2 separate regions of the Homo sapiens genome follow, and region 1 is linked to region 2. A link is a loop called in an ENCODE intact Hi-C map of the cell type or tissue named here. Cell type or tissue: HepG2. All regions are shown on one strand. Links, peaks and the distances in the headings refer to the core of each region. The heading gives the core; the rest is flanking DNA.

What was found. Hi-C counts contacts between places; a loop is a spot of excess contacts. Peaks named below come from ENCODE experiments on the same cell type or tissue, not always from the same donor. Only the 100,000 strongest peaks of a DNase experiment are listed, where the experiment ranks them.
Region 1: a loop joins it to region 2, with 11 times the contacts of the local background. A loop is called at or near these places in 8 of 110 quality-filtered maps.

The regions. Positions count from the first base shown.
Region 1 is chr6:112,158,312-112,168,748 of GRCh38, forward strand. It overlaps LAMA4 (laminin subunit alpha 4), which reads right to left. Exons shown (of 39, transcript NM_001105206.3): 13 at 6,849-6,965; 14 at 421-569. Among named protein-coding and RNA genes, the nearest start is that of LAMA4-AS1, 73 kb to the right of the region's middle. RefSeq lists an enhancer at 5,281-5,330. In HepG2, for the core only: a CTCF peak has its summit at 5,197 (motif pointing left); a DNase peak (open chromatin) is centred at 5,210; H3K27me3 peaks cover 1,518 bases.
Region 2 is chr6:112,038,749-112,049,185 of GRCh38, forward strand. No RefSeq gene overlaps it. Among named protein-coding and RNA genes, the nearest start is that of CCN6, 10 kb to the right of the region's middle. RefSeq lists a silencer at 5,017-5,116. In HepG2, for the core only: CTCF peaks have their summits at 4,434 (motif pointing left) and 5,098 (motif pointing left); DNase peaks (open chromatin) are centred at 4,453 and 5,053; H3K4me3 peaks cover 1,007 bases.

The DNA.
Region 1 (10,437 bases), core at 844-8,843, 120 kb after region 2:
AATGCTGTCTATGAAATAAATAGGTAATGTTAGAATTAGACCTTCTAAAGGGATCTGATTTATTTGACAATGTTTTATACATTGTCTTTGGTCATCCTACTAAAAATTGTGGAACAGACACCCCCCTCTTCCCGGAACACAGACCTTTAATATGACAGATTTTTTTTAAATAAAAAAGACCAGCTCCCCCAAACAATTGCAATGAACAATGATGGACTCTCAGATGGAACAACCAACCAACCAACCAACCAACCAAGCAACCAAGGAACCAACCAACCAACCAACATATCAACACATAAGCATACCCAACCTTAATCAACCTGGTAAAATTGTATCCCAGTAGTTCTGACATATGGAATTGAATAGTAATATTTTATTCACCCCATGTAGATATTTGCATTTCTAAAACCAGGATATTACCTGCTCAATTCATTAGCTTCTTGTTGAAGGTCCTGTGCATGGTCAATAGCTTCTTGGACTAAATCATGGCTGAGGTTACTTAGGTTAGATAGTTTTACTTGTAGTTCACTTTTGGCTCCATCTATTTCTGCATAAATCCCTGACGCATTCTAAAGAAAAAAATTTTAATAAATACATTGAATTTAGAAGAACTTAAAACATTTTTCCTAGGCACCAAAAGATAATCTCTGTTCTTTCTTATTATGAAGGTCAGTAAATTTCAGTGCAGGACCACATAAGTCTAAAATACTGTAAGTATATGTCTATTTATCCCGCATTGCCAGCTCTTTCTTCTGTATTGATTGCTTCCCTAGCTAGCATTCACAACCCAGAAATGCTCTACCATTTCAGACCTAAAAACTAAAACTAAACTAAAACCTTCAATTATCCACACATGTCCCTAATGTTACTACAATACTTTTCTGCTCTCTTCATAGCAACATATTTCAAAAAATGGAAGTTGTTTATATATGTTGTCTCTATTTTCTCTCACTTTATATTTCCTATTTTGACCTAGTCCTGTCTGATTTCTACTCCATTACTCTACCAAAAGAGAAGTTAATTACATCTAAGTTACTAAATCTAATGGACATCATTCAGTTTTCATCTGACCTTTCAGTTACCTTTCAGGTGACTGACTACTTCCTAAAAATCACCTTGTAACACAGGCTCTCTTGGTTTTTAATACAACCACAGACCTACGATTTTGCTTAAAGATCGTGCAACTGTGTAGACGGATGTTCCTGCAAACCCGTGAGTTTCAGCCTTGGCTGGCCCCTCAATGCTGCAAAGAGATTTGTTCTCCTAGTCACCCAAATAGTGATTCTAAACATTGTCATGATTCCTAAGCCAACATTTCCTTCACCCACCCCCATCTGATTGTAAACAGATCACTTTATTTTCTTTTTTATTTGGAGGTCATAAACTGTTAGTGGGGGACACTTCTTCCACACTTCTGATGTCTCCTTTATATGCAGGGAGCACAGTGAGTGAAACTCCAGACCTCTCTACCCCTTTCCTCACTCTACTCCTGTGAGAGGGGAGTGGTTGATTTTGTGGGTAAATTTGGGAAGAATAACTCTATAGGCTCTGCTCAACTCCACCCTTCTTTGTCCTGGGAGCAAGCTGCCAGCAGAAAGCCTGAGTTTTCCTGTGTTCCTCCATGTTAAAACTATTCTGGGCAGAACCCCCATCTAAGCCTTACGGTGTTGCCTGTCTGGGTGGGCACAGCTGCTTAATACTGGGACTGAATGTCAGCTACCCCACTTGGCTAAGAGACCTAAAGCCATGCCTGCTGCTTAGCTGCTTCAGAAATAAGGCAACCTCCTTGGTCTCTGTATTTACTATTTTATTTATGTTTCCACCTGTTTAGAACTTGGGTTCTGGAAAGGGTCACTATTTATTGGTTAACTCCCTCAGAGACTCCAAAACCAATGAACAGGTATTTCCCCAGCTTTTTGCAACCAGCCCCCAGCCCTTCCCCGCAAACTCTATAGATGTATTTATAGCTACACCTACACAAAAATTTCTCTCCAATTTTAAGAGGAAAATGTTCATTTTCTGTATAAAGCATGCTGCCCCATTGTCTTGGTAACCCCGTTATTCATTCTTGCTTTCTAGCTACTGACTCTTCTCAGATATAAACATGCTCAAGTATCTCCCGTCAAAAAACAAAACAAACAAACAAACAAACAAAAAACCTTATTCTTTCACTTTAGGCTCCCTTCTAGCTTTTTCTCTTGCTTTGACACAGTGCACTTTACAGAAATGTTTCTTGCCAAGATCACCAACACCTGGCCCCAAATCTCCAGATCCACTTGACATTTTCCCATCCTTATTTACTGGACCCATCTGTGGTTTGCTACAGTGTTGGCCACTGTCTTTGCTTAAAACTCTTTTCTTTTCCTAGCTTCTGTGACTATGCTATCTCCTGGGTCTCCTCTTTCCCTGACCAAGAAAGAGACCGTGAAACTTGGCATTTGACTCCCAGCCCTTTCCTCTCCCCTGAGTGATCTCACTTCTTTCTCTGAGGGCAGTCTTTGAGTATTCTAATCCATTCTCCACTGTCTTGCAGGAAAGGTAATCTTCCTATTAAGAAAATCTGACCATGTTATTTCCCTTCTCAGAATCAGCCAGTTGCTTTGCAGGAATGAGTCCAATTTCTAAGCATGACATCATCAGCTGACCGCTCTTCTCTCACCAATTTCATCAATTCTCATGACCCCCAACCTGCTATATCCCATGGTCTAATCTTGACCAACTGGTTGTTGTTTTAATGCTCCACAATTTTTTCTGGTCTCTTACCTCTGCAAATATTTTCCCTTTCTGGAATAATTTTCCTTTATTTTCTGTCTAATCTACCTGGAAAGCTCTACTCCTCCTTTCAAATTCAGCTCAAATATCACTTCCTTTTTGAGGCCATCCCTAACCTCCTCAGGATGAGTTAAGTGTTGCCATGTGTTTTTATTATTCATTCATGTGTCAAATGATTGTAATAATTTTAAGTGATTATTTAACTCATCACATCATACAATCCTAGGAGGCAGGAACTGAGTTTAACTTATTTTTGTAATCCCAGAATGTAGCACAAAGGGTTTGTAGTACAAAGGGTTTACTTTTATGGAGGCAGTATTAAACCTCTAGCCATTTTGGTTGGTCATCTGGGGAACAATACTTTGAAAAAAATGTTTTTAATTGTATAAGTGGAAAATAGACCATGGACATACCACTTTTACTCATTCATTCCATCAACAAATATTCCCTGTGTGCTCATTATGGACCAGGAACTCTTCTGGGGGTAGAATACCTTTGAACACAGTCTCCACTTTCAAGGAATTTACAGTTTAGTGGGAGAGATACAGGTAATAAACAAGTGATCAAACAAGCAAACAAGCTAATTTCAGGGAGTAAAAGATATTTTGAATAACATATGACAGGTGGGGTGGGATGAGGAGTGAGTGGGGTAAGGGGTTCATTTGGATGTCAGGGTCATAAGGACACCAGCCATTTGAAGATCTGAGGGCAGCAGGTGCAGAAATCCTGAGGCAGGAAATAAGTATGGTATATTTGAAAAATAGAGAGGAGTTTGTTGGGCTGGAGTGCAGTGAGTGAGAAAAGAGTTGGGTATGTGGTCAGAAAAGTGGGTCTGAGCTGGGTCATGTAGGGTCTCATGGGCCATGACAAAATGAGCTTGTTTCTTACTTTAAGTGCCACTGGGGAGTGTCTATAGTAGAAATAATGTTGGTTATGTTTTTAAAGGATTGTTCTGCTACTGCATAAAGAATATGTCTTGAAGGACAAGAGTGGAGACAGTTGGATCAGCTAGGAGGCTCTGGTGGCAATTTAAACTGTAGATGAGGTGACTTGGACCAAAGAGCAGCAGTAGAGACAAGGAAAGTGGTCAGAAATCAAGATTCAAGGCCTGGTGTGGTGGCTCACGCCTGTAATCCCAGCACTCTGGGATGCCAAGGCAGGTGGATCATCTGAGGTCAGGAGTTTGAGACCAGCCTGGCCAACATGGTGAAAATCCATCTCTACTAAAAATACAAAAAATTAGCCGGGCATGGTGGTGGATGCCTGTAATCCCAGCTACTCGGGAGGCTGAGGCAGGAGAATTGCTTGAACCCAGGAGGCAGAGGTTGCAGTGAGCCGAGATCACTCCATTGCACTCCAGCCTGGGCAACAAGGATGAAGCCACGTCTCAAAAAAAATAACAATAAAAAAATAAATAAAATAAAATAGAAAGAAAGAAATCAAGATTCATTTTAGAGATAAGGAGAAAGGAGAAAGCAGTAGTGACTCTGGAGTTTTGATTTGAGCAATTGGGTTGTGCCATTTATTGAGATGGAGAAGACTGGGGAAGGAGTGGGTTTTATTTAAGACATGTCAAGTTTGATATGTCTATTATTAATACATCATAGATGAGACTGTGACTTTATTACAGTCGTACTGAGTTCTGACTTGAAAATGTCAAGTTAGCACTCGGATATAGGAGTTTGGAACTCCGTGGAGGTGTCATAGCTGGAGGTATAATTGTGTATTCATTGGTGTGTAATTGTTCTTTAAAGCCAAGGGAGTCAATGAGATCAGCTAGGGAGAGAGTATAGGTAGAAAAGAAGGCCTAGGACCAAGCACAGAGCCATTCATTATCCAGAGCAGAGATCAACATGGCCCAGTGTCAAGTGCAGCTCAAATCTTTTTTTTTTTTTTTTTTTTTTTTGAGACAGGGTCTCACCTTGTCACCCAGGCTGGAGTGCAGAGGCACCATCACGGCTCACTGCAGCCTGCACTTCCCGGGCTCAAGTGATCCTCCCATCTCAGCCTCCTGAGCAGCTGGGACTGTAGGCATGCACCACCACGCCTAGCTATTTAAAAAAAAATTTTCTTTTTTGTAGAGAGGGGGTCTCACTATGTTTCCCAGGCTGGTCTTGAACTCCTGGGTTCAAGCACTTTCCCCCACCTTGGCCTCCCAGAGTGCTGGGATTAGAGGCGTGAGCCACTGCACCAAACCAAAGCCTGTTGAGCTGAGAATATATCTTACATATTTAAACGGTTGTAAAAAAAAATTAAAAACAAACAAAACCCAGAAAAAAATAAGAGACAGTGGTTGTACGTGGCCTGCAGAGCCTAAAATATTGACCACTTAGAGGGTGTGCAGAGGCGAGGCTAGCAAAGGGGGCTGGGAAGAAACCGCTAGCCAGGGTAGAGGCCATGAGCGGTACCAGAGCAGCCAGGACAAGGGCGCCACCTGGTGTTTAGAGGAGGGAGGGCTGAGAAAGCCCGGGAGAGACAGGCGGGTCGCTGGTGACCTGGACAGGAACAGTCTCAGTGAAGGGGATGGAACCCCCTTCAGAAACGGCCGAGTATAGGGGACAGTGGGAGTCTGGGAGGTAGAAACAGCAATGATAAGTCACTCGAGACATTTTGCTGTGAAGCTGAGCAGAATGGTAGGGCAGAAGTTAGAGGGGATGCAAGCTTTATAAAAGATTTTTTTACAGGGCTTTTTTCTTTTTGATATTTAAAAGATAGGAGATAGTACAGCACGTTTGTACGCTGATGGTAATGATTAAGTAAAGAATGAGAACGGGATGATTCAGAAGAAAGGGCATAACTTGAGGAGTGAAACCCTGCAACCTGTTTTCAAGGCCGGGCAGGAGAAGGAATGCTTACAACGGAGGGGAGGCAGAGGTGTGGGCACAGATGCAGGCGGGCCGGCGGATCTGGGGAGGAAGGATGAAGGGAGTTCTCTTCTCTTTGTTTCTAATTTTTCAGAAAGCAGGAAGCCAAGTCACCAGGCAGAACTGATAGCATGGGAAGTGGGTTCCCACCAGTCGCATGCAGCTGCTCTGGTATGGCCATGGTGCTGGGGATGAGTCAGAAATCTCAGGTAGGTACAACAGAGGAACAGGCAGATATGGTAGTTAAGGGTATTTTGAAAGAATTATTATATTTGATAATTTGAGCTGCTTAAGGAGGGAAGAAAGGACATGAGAGGGGTACGGTAAAAAAGGCAGGGAGGTCTCCATGTGGCCAGAGAATTACTGGAGTGGGCATTCTAGAATAAGTGAGATAGGAGATGGTGCTCTGGGAGGGAGGTGCTTGAAACTAGGGTTTGGGAGGAGGTACTGTTACTGAGGACAAGATCTGGGTATGGCCATAGGTGGGAAAACAGAGGTGGACTGGAGGATAAGCTTGCTGGAAAGGGCAAGTTCAAGGAGCTGGAGGTCAGAGAGTCGGTGACTTCATCCATATGGATTTTGCTGTCACCAAGGAGAGTGATGGGAGTCAGTTTGGAGAGAAAGACAGTTTGGTGCTGAAATAGTCAACGGACAATCAAATGACCTTAAAGTGATATCTTTCGAAAGGTAATAAAATGAACTAAGAGTAATTTCATGATAGTTCAGTTCACTGCATTTTATTGGAAATTTTCTACTTTTACAAAATGTGACTTTTATTGATTTTGAATGCCAGATTTATCAAACACAACTTTATGAGTGAAGAGTGAGTAGGATGGATCGAGAGCAGCATTTTCAATAGAACTCTCTGCAAGAAGTTCCACTATATTCAGTGGCGCAATGCCTGTTTCTGCACAATGCTTGTGCCACTGAATATAGTAGCTGCTAGCTATGTGGCTGCTGAGGACTTGAAAAGTGGCTAATGTGACTGAAGAATTAAAATTTTAATTTTATTTAATTTTAAGTAATTTAAATTTAAGTAGTCATATGTGGCTGGTGGTCATCGTACAGTGCAAGAAACTAAAACATTCAGTCATCTGATCTTTATAATGCCTGCTCACTGGTTAGATATGAATTTATTATTATTCTGTGACACTGAGCTGCTGTTGTAACCTGCTGGAAATACAAACCTGAACAAGTCACGTGCGTCCTTACCTTTATTATATCATCAAGTTCTGAAAGAGTTAGACGAGGTGTTGTCAGAGAGTCCGCAGATGTGCTCAGAGACATGTTCACCACTTCCATTTGTTCCCTCACTCTTTCCTGTTGTTTCTGCGGGAAGGAAGAGTAAGGGAGAGTGAAGTGAATATGTCTTTAGGGAAAGCGTTGGGGAGAGCAGTAAATGTCAACTTGCTCTCTTTGGACTCAGACAAATCTGGGTTCATATCCCAGCTCCATCCTTGCTGTGTGCCTTTGGGGAATGCTACCTGTTTGATGCTGCTTTCTCATTTATAATACAGAGATAACAACAGTAAGAATCTTGGGAGATTAGACATACGGAGGATTATTATAACACCGTCATTTCAAAGAGAGCTAGCGCCTTAGAGAGGGCATTTGTCTCTTTTTCCCAGAATATAAAAGAGGACTATGGAGAAAGGATTGAACACAGGCTCTATATTTGCAGTGATTGGAATATGAATTAATTCAAAAAGTATTTATCATGTGCCAGCCTTGGGCCTGACACAAACAGCCCATTTGGACAGGAACAGAGAATATACAAAAATAATCTTATTATGTCCTTTTAAAAATTAAAAATGGCCCTACTATTAAAGCATCAAATTTTAATCTTGCTTCATACCTCTCAGAGCTCTTTATTGTAAATGCTCAGATGTTTTGAGAAGGGAAAGTAAATACTAATACATGTCTTGATGAGTACTTTAATTTCTACCATCACTTTTAGGTTCTAGAGGCAGGGACATTGTGATTCTGAAGAAATATTATGGGGCTTCCAATGAGTTTAGAGTTTGAAAGAAACATAGAAAGAAACTTTAGGAGGGAAAAGTAAAAGACTCATTTTACAATTTGAGTGAAAAATGAGTTGAAGTTACCTTAGAAATAGTAACAAGTCAGAGTTGAAATATACATTATAGTGTAATCTAGAATATCATAGAAATAATTATAGAAGCCTAGATAGAGAAGGAAATACTTTAAAGCTTTTTAAGTTCATCTTAATGTCCTTTCTTACTCCCTGCAGTCTTTTCTGGCTTAAAGAAAAGGAAGAATGGAACCCATCTTCTCCAGATATGTTGTTATGGGGTAGGTGTAGGTCTAGAGACAGAAAAGAATCACATTTGAACATCCTCTTAATGCAAGAACATTTTTAAAGAAACAATTTTCCCTGAATATCCATCAAGCCTAATACAGTGTGACTATCTGAGATCAATTATTCTTATCTTTACAAAGACTGGGAGTTATACAGCAAAAGCAATACTGTAAAATATGTGTATTAAAATATGTAAAAGAAGGGAGTTGAAAAAAGGTTGGTATTATTTACCTCTCACAGAACTGTTTTCCTTTTACAGTGTTCTTTACCCCTTCTGTAAGTTCTCTCTGGGTGACTGCGGGAGAACACTGCTAACACCCTGAAGTCAGAGACAAACTTCAAAGCTGTGTGCTAATAGCACTGTATATAAGCTTATTTGCAGTAGATGAAAAACAATATGCTTCAAGTTAATGAGTTTCTCCCACTTACCGTATATAGCATTAGACAGAAATGAATAAAATTAGCTTTGAAACAAATAAAGATATTTCCACAGAAAAGTGGTCAACTTGAACAAAGTAAAATGTTGAAAACTGATAATTATGAAAATGACACAATTGTCACTATTCAGCATGCTTCACTGTGCATATTACATATGCAAAAAAATAGAAAAAGTTCCACGGTCAACAACAACAACAGCAACAGCAACAGCAACAAAAACAACAAAAAACAGTCCTGGGAAGGTAAAGCTTGGGTATATAGTAATCCCTAAACAGTGCTTTTGAAGGAGTATTTTACTTACTTTTAAACTATACAATCTCATGTTCATCTGATAAGTTTTTAATCATTCTGTTACCCTTTGGAGATAGAGGTAAGATGACAAAATAATGTAATTGCTAGTTGTATGGCTACTGTTGGTACATGTCAAAATGATTAAGCTCTGTGGGTACTTTTTTGGTTTTGTATGATAACTGAAATTTGGGGATTATTCTTTTCTAGCCCATGCTGTAGGTGTAATAGTGAAATGTAAAATTAAAACAATTAAATTTGGGCCGGGTGTGGTGGCACATGCCTGTAATCCCAGCTACTTGGGAGGCTGAGGCAACAGAATTGCTTGAACCCAGGAGGTGGAGGTTGTGGTGAGCTAAGATTGTGCCACTGTACTCCAGCCTGGGTGACAGAGTAAGACTGTGTCTCAAAACAACAACAACAAACCCACTTAAGTTTGTTTTCTAAAACACAGAGTCAAATTCCAGTAAGGTCAGATCCATTCAAATCTATTTGTCGTAGGAAAGACTATAAATAAAACATTGGATTTTAAATTTTGTTGGAAGGAATTAAAATTTCATGATATTTTGCAAAAGTATGCAAAAGAATGGTGAAAGTAGTGTTTAGTAATTTAGAAGTCCAAGTTAATATGAAATAAGAGTATTTGTGATCATGAAGAACCAGTGTACATAAATCAAATCTGTATTACTTGACAGTGCTCCAAGCATTTGTCCATCCATCTGTTCATCAATAGATGTAACAAATGCAAGTTATTGTGTTTGGTGCTAGGAAGATACAATTTGTGCAAGGCTGGAGTGCTGCCCTTGGATGCTCACGGTCTAGTGGGGTTAGACTAGATGCATACCATCACACACACACACACACACACACACACACACACACACACACACACACACACACAGAGTTATGCATTCAGCAATCAAGAGTGACTCCACCAGGCGCGGTGGCTCACGCCTGTAATCCCAGCACTTTGGGAGGCCGAGGCAGGCAGATCACAAGGTCAGGAGATGGAGACCATCCTGGTGAAACCCCATCTCTACTAAAAATACAAAAAATTAGCCGGGCGTGGTGGCGGGTGCCTGTAGTCCCAGCTACTCAGGAGGCTGAGACAGGAGAATGGCACGAACCCGGGAGGCAGAGCTTGCAGTGAGCTGAGATCGCGCCACTGCACTCCAGCCTGGGCAACAGAGCGAGACTCCGTCTCAAAAAAAAAAAAAAAAGGAGTGACTCCTAGACAGGAACATAGAAGAATATATGCTTAGTGTGATGAAGCCTGGTGATCATTCCAGTGATACAACCAATGGCTGCACCAGTAGAGAGGAAGGAAGGACTCCTTCTGGCAGCTAGTGTTCTTTTTTTTTTTTTTTTTGAGGTGGAGTTTCACTCTTGTCACTCAGGCTAGAGTGCAATGGCACAATCTTAGCTCACTGCAACCGCTGCCTCCCGGACTCAAGCAATTCTCCTGTCTCAGCCTCCCAAGTAGCTGGTATTACAGGTGCCCACCACCATGCCCAGCTAATTTTTGTATTTTTAGTAGAGACAGGGTTTCACCATGTTGACTGGGCTGATCTTGAACTCCTGACCTCAGGTGATCCACCTGCCTTGGCCTCCCAAAGTGCAGGGATTACAGGCGTGAGCCACCGAGCCAGCATTCTTAACCCAGGGTTAAGGTGGACTACCTGAACTTGCCTGTCAATCTTATACATGCGAACAAGTGCACATTTTTCTCATGGCAGGGATATATATGTGTGTGTA
Region 2 (10,437 bases), core at 1,190-9,189:
TTTATTTCTATAGATGACAAACATTGTCAGAAATGGTTCTTTTCTTCTTTGTTTTGGATTCAATAAAGAGTGGGGGAATATCGGAAATGAAGGCCCTGAGAGATGAGCCAAATCATCCAAATGTATATGAGCAAGGTATGGGTGAGTCTGTCACTTCAGGGGCCTGTGGGAACTGAGCTGGATGAATGCAGAGCGAAGAGTCAGAAATCCCACAGCTGCCAGTGATGAACTGTTAGCTGTCCTTGGACTGTGTCGGCGCATCTAGCTCCACCATCAAACAGGGTCACAACTTGCTCCATTAATGACCAGTTCACAGTGCGCATCTGTTTCAGGCAAGGTGTGCTCGTTACCTTAACAGAAGGTTTACCTTGTAAACGTTTCTCACAAGGAAAAACAAACGACCAAATAACCTCATATTTTTGTGATGAGTAGATTTTTTTGGATCATCAGCCCTGCCCTTTCTCCATTACCAAGTTCACGGCAAGGCTGACATTCCAGGGCAAACACCCGCCTTCTTGGCGCCCACGAGCAGCGGACTCCTCATTCTGCTTTAGTTTACTGCTTCCGCATTAACTCGTCCACTGGCTCCCTTATTCATTTGTTCAACAGACAATTATTATCTACTGTGTTGGCAACAGTGCTGGGCACTGGGTCTTCCTGTTCTTAGCTATGTAGAATTCAGAGAAGAACACAGTGCATAGATTGCCTAGGAGTGGAGAAAAGCTTGATGTGGCAACTTCCAGATCCTATCATAGGAGATGGAGCCGCATGTCCCTCCAAGATGCATATTCTGGGAGGTTTATTCCCAAATAAGAAGAGAGTGTGGGTGATGGGCAGCCACAAACATAGCAAATGTTCACTAAAGATAGTATCTTTACTATGACTGGTTCATCTGCATTCTCCTATTCCATGCCTGTTGCCTGTGAAGAGTCTGCAAAGGTTAGGTGCTCCTGCAGCTGACCTGGCCTTCTGCGTAGGGAGGAAGACAAGTTAGACTTCCAAACAAGGTGACATACAAGTGAGAACTCTGTTGGAGGCAGTTAGCAGAAACCCAATCCAAATTAGCTTAAGCAAAACAGAAATTTCATTTTAAGGATATGGGAGAGATTTGTCCATTACAGCTCAATAAAACTGGGGAAAAAAAAGAATATGGGGGAGGAGCATGTCTCATGGAATCCAGTGGAATCCATGCTTGGACTTTGGGAATGACACAAATCCAAAAACATGAATGTTGTCAGGACTCTGCTGCCAATATTCATATAATTAATAATATTTGTGGAGCATTTATTATGTCCTAGGCATGCTTTCTGCTTAGGTTCATTGCATTTTATTTATTTATTTATTTTTACAACAACTCTGTAAAATCTGAACTAAAATTATTCCATTTTTCAGAGGTGGAAGCCTGGGGAAGTAAAGGCATGTGTCCAATGTCACACAGCTATTGTAGTAAGAGAGCGAGTGTGAATCCATAGCCTGTACTGGTGACCCTAACCACATTGTTGTCCCCTGCCTTGGTGCAGACTGCCATCCTCTGTCCCTCAGCTCAACACACCCCAAGTTTCACACATGCCATCCATCAGTCTATGGAGACACCACACTTCTCTGTGTCTCCAGTCATCTCTCAAAGAAAGGACTATGATTGGCCAGGTTGGATGAGGTCCCAGGGGTATCACCCAGAGGAGCTCGGCCATACCAACTAGAAGAAATGGTTGAGAGTAAGGGCTTCAGGGGCAAGGCGACCATTTTCAGGAACTGAGTGTTTCTGAGCAGCCAAACAATGGTTAACTACAAATTTCACCTTTCCCTCCTGCATGACTTTTCATTTTTGCTTTACTTTCCAGCAATTTAGAAATAAATTTAATTTTCAAAGGCACTGACTCATTCCATGTGTCTGGGAGCATCTAGTTCTCTGCTCTATTTTACAGAGCTTTCCTCTTCTTTTACTATTTTTTTCAATCATTAAAAAAAATTTAATTCTCCTGTTTTATACTGTGCTTGATTTTTTTGTAAGCTGTCTTAGCTTACAAAAACATTTATGGAAATATGTGAGGGATAAATTATGGATTAAAAAAGAAAAAAGACTTCAGAGTTATGCTATCAACATGGCAGCTACTAGCCACTTATGACTATTTAAACTTAAATTAATTAAAATTAAATAAAATAAAAAATGTAGTTCCTCATTCACACTGACCATATTTTAAATGCTCAACAGCACATTATAGTTCTATATTATAGAATATTTCCATAATTGCTGAAAGTTCTGCTAGACAGTGCTGCTACACAGGGTTCCAACAATGGTGTGCTGTCTCTGAAATAATGAGCTCCCTAAAGGAAGTGGCCCGGTGACCTGCATTCACCCTCCAGATCTCAGGGGTTGTGAGTCCCAGCTTTCTTTCCCACCATTATGCTTCCTGTTGATTGCTTCCTGACTCACTTCCCTATTCATTTTCTCAAAGCCAACATTTACATCACATAAACTTAAGTTATTCCTTTTCAGTAGCAGAAAAAACATATAATTGTAATAAACATTTTTGGGGGGTGGAAGGGATATTTATTACTGATACTAAAAATTTAATGCCTTTGCTTAATTAGAGGTGGGACTGAAGGAATGCATGAACCGAAAATGCTGGCTAACAAAACAAAGTGTTTATACATGGAAATGCTTCAAGAGCCCCAAAACAGAGCTCCCATGTTCTCCATGGTGGGAAAGTTTCCATCTTTCCTCTTTTTGTAACTGTCCAGAAAAGACAGAATGTTTTTGATCAAAGTGGCTTTGAATCTTTAGCATTACGTTGTCCCATTAGAACAGAACTTTTTCCCATGCAGTGCCAATCCACACATTTAGTTTCTGCAGCTCCTTAGTTTTATTGGGAATGGGGGTGGGGATGGTGGCACCATCTTGTTTGAAAGGGTTTACAGCTGATACTACCGTTTACAGTAAATTCCTAGAGTGGGAGGAGGAAGTGGCACATTTTTGGAGCAGCTAGGTGGCTGGAAGAGATTCTCCTCCCCCAAGACTGGTCAGAGGTCCTGTGAGAATGGGAGCTGCTCACCTCTCCTTGGCAGTGTGCTGGGCTGGGGAGGTGCCAAGATATCCCTAGCAGCGACTCCAGCCAGGGAGATTGGTCCCTAGATGCAGCATCTTCCAGTGCACCAATGTTCTCATGACCCAAGGCTGGTACTGAAATAGCAGGATTGTCAAACCTGAAGGAACCATTGCCTGTGGGCTGCAGGGACCTGGAACCCTGACCCAAACCAGGATGGAGGAGGTGCCCAATAATGATTATGATTCAGCTGTCCAACAGCTCAATAAAAGGGGGACTTGGAGTTACATGCGACTTGATTTAAGGGATTCTAAAAATATATTTATTGTGAACCTGAGTTTAAGAACTGATATTCTTGCTTACTGAAGGTGGACATACTAACTTTGGACATAAAACCTGAGGGGCAGGTAAGGGCAGTGTCTGTGTGCCTGGCATGCACAGGACACAGATGGCATTCTGAAAGCCATCATCCAGGACTGAAGAGTTGCTTTCCACACTCTGAAACTGTGACACGAGATTCACTTTGGAGAGTCTTTTGTGGATGAGCCTCATCAATTAACAGTCCTAGTGTGTGTAAGCGTGAGCTCAGTTTTGTTCTGTCAAGTCTTAAGACAGCATTTGATTTAGCAGTTGATTCAATTACATTACATGTGGATTTGGAAAAGTGGTGTGTGTGTGTGTGTGTGTGTGTGTGTGTGTGTGTGTGTATTTCTTTTAAACAATGATGTAACCTTTCTGAATTCAGGTGGAAACTGTCTTGATTGACCTCCGCGTACCAGGACAGATTAATTAACTCTTAGTTTCTTTCGTGGAACATACGAACACACCCTGAGCTCACTGAGAGCTCACAGCTGGTAGGAGAGGAGGCTCCTCTTTAGTAGGCCCAGTGTGTTGTTTGCCTCTTTCCTAATCTGTTCATTCCACTTAATTGTATCCCGATAACGACACAATTTGAGCAAATATTAATTTGAGCAAATATTACTAAAACTGATGATACACAGATACATGAAGAAAGATATTTCCAATGGAAAGAAAAAGCAAAATGCTTGGGAAAGATTCAACAGGAAAAGCTGCTTTAAATGTGTTGTTGAATTATATTTGATGGTTATGAGTACAGAATCTAAGATTCTTTAGTCAAGATGTTTTACACTGTCTCTAAATTCTCATTTCACAAAGGAAACTCAAATGAGACAACATGGAGGATGCATTATATGTGTGGCTCATAAAGAGAGGGAACAATACAGCACTCTAATCAGCACATCTATATTCAAAGAAAGGCATTGGCTAAATAAAAACACTGGTGAGTAAATAGACAACTCAGTTCCCTGCTAAAATAAAATGTTTGTATAGGCAGGACTCCTGCGAGAGCCCCTTTGACTGCCCGTTGAGCGCCCTCTGCTGGCCCGGAGGGAAGGGTGCCACGGAGGGGACGGCGTCAGGGCCCCACCCACGGTTTAGTTTCAGATCAGCGCTTTTCAGTTCCAAGATACAGATTCCGGTTCCAATGAATGCTGGTTGAAAATACGGCCGTGGTTTTAAATATCATGAAACTATTTTACGTCCGTAGTACTTTCATCTATTTTTATAAGAATGTTTTGTAACTGAGAAACCTAAAGAGATGATGAATTTCCCCCACCGCCCCCGACTATTTTGCCTTTCAGTGACGCGGTAATATTTTACGATAGGTGCCGATTCAAATCAGTGGCTTTCAGAAAGTACAGCTGCTATTCTTTGGTGCCGCTATTCAGAATGACAATGTGAAATAAAAATGATTCTGACTATGGGAAGGTCTGATCTTCCTATGAATGAAAACAATCATGTGGGCCACAGAGAGCTCTCTCTTTCCAGCTATCGAGGGACTTTTTGCAGAGAGAGAAAAGGATCCTAAAGCCATGTTCCCGATACTGCAGACTTGGCGAGATGGCGGCGGGCTCCTCCCACCTCTGCGGCAGCGTCACAATCAATAATGCAGGGCTCTGCGGCAGAGGAAGCGCCTGCTTTTATATAGGGGCGCCCGGACCCCAGAGCAGGGCTAGTCCCTTAACCCATTCCGCCATCTAGCGTCCGCAGGGGCTCATGGCAGGTTGGAGCCGGACAGTCTGGAAACTGCAATCTAGATTTTGCAGAAGGGTGACCTTTAGCCTTCTGCAAAACCTAGATCTCACTTAATGTAGATCTCACTGAAGAAGGCAAATAAAAAGTGAGTGGAGTGTTTATTCATTTTCCTGTAAGATTAGTAACTTTAAGGCTAAAAACTCTAAAGTAAGTATTTCCCAAGCCCCTGCTGTAAGTCAGTCATGTTGTGGGTACCAAGGCTATGAAGATGTCTCAGTCTCTATTTTCAGTGACCCAGTCTAGTAGGGACAAGCCATATGAACATATGCCCAGTTAAATTTGAATTTCAGGTTAACACGGAATTTGTGTGTGTGTGTGTCCCATATATGCTAAAGCAGTTAACTGGGCATCTATTATTATCATTATTTTTATAAGCAAAATCTTGCAACCGTGCATATAAACAGATGATTGCAGTATGGGCTTTACAAGGGCAGGGTGGCACGCTAATTGCTTGAGGAGCTTTGCTGTGGGTGCTGGTTAGGAAGCGTTCTCAGGGGAGAAGTCGCTTGTGCAAACTGCTTATCAGATAAAGCAGTGGGCAGGGTTGTCCTGGTAGAATCGCATAAGCAAAAGCAAGAGGCTGGGGGACTCGCAGTACAGCAGGTCTGTGCTACCTGAGCTGGCAGGTGAGGCAAGGATAGTGCAGGGGTGAGGTTGCTTCATCGTGGAAGGCCTTCTACTGTGCTTCCCAGGAGCTGGGTTCTATTCCAGGGGGAGTGAAAAAGGGTTTTGAGCGGGAGAGTGACATGATCTAATTTGTGTTTAAGAAAAAGAGATCAAATGGCAATGTTGAGGCTGGACTGGGGGAGGTAGGAAGCTTGGAGGCAGGGAGGCCTGAAGGAAATTGTCTAAGGTGAGTGAGCTCAGAAAAGTAGCAGAGCTTGAAGGTGAATGAGGGTCTTTTGACTCCAAGTCCAGGATGCCTGTCACTGTCCCCATCTAATTGAATTATGATTCACATGTGCAAGCATTTTACAAATCAGGAATGACACACCACATTATGCATACTTTTCCTTCTCTGAAAGATTAGCTTCACCCACATTTGGAAATACTGGAAATTTTTCTGTCCTCCTCTTCTCTTGCTTCTCCTTTGCATGTGGTCGGCCTCGGTGTCTGCCTCTGATTAACTCAGCCCTGTTTCCCACACAGAGCTCCCCCTGCAAACCAGACTAACAAGGCCAAGTGACAAAATGAATTATAAACCTCTGAGATATTTGGCCTTGTTTTCCTTGGGCCACAGCCTGACTTTTTTAAAGGCCCTTGGAATGAGGACACCTGTTTATTTTCAAGGAGACTCTGACCCAAGCCCCACGCAGATGGCTGGGCAGAGCATTTTGTGGTGGTCAGAGGTTGCTCATTTTTGGACCTGGTTTATTAAAAGTTGGACAGGGGACCAAGCAGAGCCTGGCACCTCTTTGTCCCTCCATCCATGGTGGGGGGCATTGGCAGCACCTTAGCACGCACAGAACAGCCCCTCAGAGAATGCACAGGTGTTGATTAACAAGGCTTGTATACACGTTAGTGGAGGAAGAAGAGAAAACAAACCTACTCTCTCATGCACATGTGACTAGAGTCACGTTGGGATCGTGAGGCTAGTGCTTTGTAAAAAAAAAATGGGATGCTTTTAACAGAAAGACATATAGAAAAAAAGGTAAGTGAGATGTGCAATACAGTCACATGTCACACAATGACGTTTTAGTAAATGACAGTCCTCATATACAAAAGTGGTCTCATAAGGTTATAGTGTAGCTGAAAAACTCCAATCACCTAGTGCCATCGTAGCCATTCCAACATCACAGTGCAATGCATTATATGTTTGTGGTGATGCTGGTATAAACAAACCAACTGCACTGCCAGTCATATAAAAGTATAGCACATACAATTATGTACAGTACATAATACTTGAGAATGATAATAAATACTACATTACTGGTTTATATATTTACTATACTATATTTTTATCATTATTTTTGAGTGTAATCCTTCTACTTATTAAAAAAAGTTAGCTATAACACAGGACAGGCAGGTCCTTCAGAAGGCATTGTTATCATAGGAGATGACAGCTCCATGCATGTTTTTGCCCCTGAAGACCTTCCAGTGGGACAGGACGTTGAGGTGAAAGACAGTGATATTATGATCCTGACCCTGTGTAGGCCTAGGCTAATGTGGATGTTTGTGTCTTAGTTTTTACTAAGAAAAGTTTTAAAAGTAAGAAAAAACATTAGAAAAAAAGCATACAGAATAAGGATACAAATAAATTATTTGTGTATAGCAGTACAATGTGTTTTAAGCTGTGTTATAAAAGAGTCAAAAAGTTGGCCAGGCACGGTGGCTCATGCCTGTAATCCCAGCACTTTGGGAGGCCAAGGTGGGTGGATATTTGAAGTCAGGAGTTTGATACCAGCCTGGCCAACATGGTGAAACCCTGTCTCTACTAAAAATACAGAAATTAGCCAGGTGTGGTGGCAGGTGCCTGTAGTCCCAGCTACTTGGGAGGCTGAGGCAGGAGAATAGCTTGAACCCAGGAGGTGGAGGTTGAAGTGATCTAAGATTGTGCCACTGCACTCCAGCCTGGGGGACAGAGTGAGACTGTCTCAAAAAAAAAATCAAAAAGTTAAAAAAAGGATAAAAAGTCTATAAAGTAAAAAAGGTACAGTAAGCTAAGGTTAATTTATTATCAAAGAAAAAATAGGCTACACTAAATCTATTTGTTCATCAAGTCTACAGTAGTGCACAGTAATAATGTCCTAGGCCTTCCCATTCACTCACCACTCACTCACCCAGAGCGACTTCCTGTCCTGCAAGCTCCATTCACGGCAAATGTCTTATATAGGTGGATCATTTTTAATCTTTTATATGATCTCTTTACTGTACCTCTTCTATGTTTAGATATGTTTAGATACACAAATACTTATTGTGCTACAATTGCTGACAATATTTAGTACAGTAACATGCTGTACAGGTTTGTAGGCTAGGAGCAGCAGGCTCTACCATACAGCCTAGGTATGTAGCAGGCTATATCATATAGGTTTGTGTAAGTTCACCCTATAATGTTTGAACAACAACAAAATTATGTAACAATGCACATCTTAGAAAATATCCCTATCTTGGACAGAATTACTACCCAGCCAACAAAGGAAGGAGACACGCTCTCCCTCTCCCCCTCTCCCTCTCTCCCTCTCTCCCTCTCCCTCTTTCCACGGTCTCCCTCTCCCTCTCCCTCTCTTTCCATGGTCTCCCTCTGATACCGAGCCGAAGCTGTACTGTACTGCTGCCATCTCGGCTCACTGCAACCTCCCTGCCTGATTATCCTGCCTCAGCCTGCCTAGTGCCTGCGATTGCAGGCGCGCGCCGCCACGCCTGACTGGTTTTCATATTTTTTTGGTGGAGACGGGGTTTCGCTGTGTTGGCCGGGCTGGTCTCCAGCTCCTAACCGCGAGTGATCCGCCAGCCTCGGCCTCCCGAGGTGCCGGGATTGCAGACGGAGTCTCATTCACTCATTGCTCAATGGTGCCCAGGCTGGAGTGCAGTGGCGTGATCTGGGCTCGCTACAACCTCCATCTCCCAGCCACCTGCCTTGGCCTCTCAAAGTGCCGAGATTGCAGCCTCTGCCCGGCCGCCACCCCGTCTGGAAAGTGAGGAGCATCTCTGCCTGGCCGCCCATCGTCTGGGATGTGAGGAGCCCCTCTGCCTGGCTGCCCAGTCTGGAAAGTGAGGAGCATCTCTGCCCGGCCGCCATCCCATCTGGGAAGTGAGGAGCGCCTCTTCCCGGCCGCCCATCTTCTGAGATGTGGGGAGCGCCTCTGCCCCGCCGCCCCTTCTGGGAGGTGAGGAACGTCTCTGCCCGGCCGCCCCGTCTGAGAAGTGAGGAGCCCCTCCGCCCGGCAGCCACCCCGTCTGGGAAGTGAGGAGCGTCTCCGCCCGGCAGCCACCCCGTCTGGGAGGTGTACCCAACAGTTCATTGAGAACGGGCCATGATGACAATGGCGGTTTTGTGGAATAGAAAAGGGGGAAAGGTGGGGAAAAGATTGAGAAATCGGATGGTTGCTGTGTCTGTGTAGAAAGAAGTAGGCATGGGAGACTTTTCATTTTGTTCTGTACTAAGAAAAATTCTTCTGCCTTGGGATCCTGTTGATCTATGACCTTACCCCCAACCCTGTGCTCTCTGAAACATGTGCTGTGTCCACTCAGGGTTAAATGGATTAAGGGCGGTGCAAGATGTGCTTTGTTAAACAGATGCTTGAAGGCAGCATGCTCATTAAGAGTCATCACCACTCCCTAATCTCAAGTACCCAGGGACACAAACACTGCGGAAGGCCGCAGGGTGCTCTGCCTAGGAAAACCAGAGACCTTTGTTCATTTGTTTATCTGCTGACCTTCCTTCCACTATTGTCCTATGACCCTGCCAAATCCCCCTCTGTGAGAAACACCCAAGAATGATCAATAAAAAAAAAAAAAAGAAAAAGAAAATATCCCTATCTTTAAGGGACATATGACTGTAATGGTAATAGTTTGCAAATGGCAGGAAAGAACGCAATGGATAAATGTATGCAAAATTATAGACATGCTTAGCTTTGGTAGTATGCAGTATGTAGTATAAGGTGATTTAAAAGGACTCTATTTTGAATCACCTAGTTTCTATTGAGCACCTACCAAGCAAACATCCTTCAGCCTTGTTGGGCTTGCAGTAGCAACCTGGTGGGCAGAGTTGCTGCATTATTAGAGACCCGGTTGCAGGCCAAGCCAGGAGTGAACAGAGGGCCATGGGAGACGGTACAGATGCTCCGGCACTGGTTTTGGTTCTGAGTTCTGTGAGTTTTCAGGGGAGAGTCCACACTGCAGGAGAATGGCTACTTTGTGAAGCTTGTGGTATTTGTAGCAAGTATGAGTATGACTTCACAAATTCATTTTCTTTAATTCAAATTAAACCAGGCTCTGAACCCTCCTCCCCTGCCTCCATCCTGAGATGGATTTATTCTAAGGTATCATTGGTGCATTCCTCCCCACCCCCAATACCATGGCCACCATCATGACCACCCACCCACCCACACCACTGCCACCATGAGTGGGGGTTGAACGACAATCCAGCAGGCCTAGAAGGTGCCTAAAAAGGGGCCAGGCCTCTGATAATCAGTTCCTAAGTTTTCTGCCAATACCTGTATCATCCAAATACGCATAGACACTTGAGGCTTTGCATCCTCACAAAGTTCTTTGAGGAACTTAGCCAGTGCAGGGCACCCTGGTACTGGGGCAGCCTCCTGGAAGTACCATGAATCAT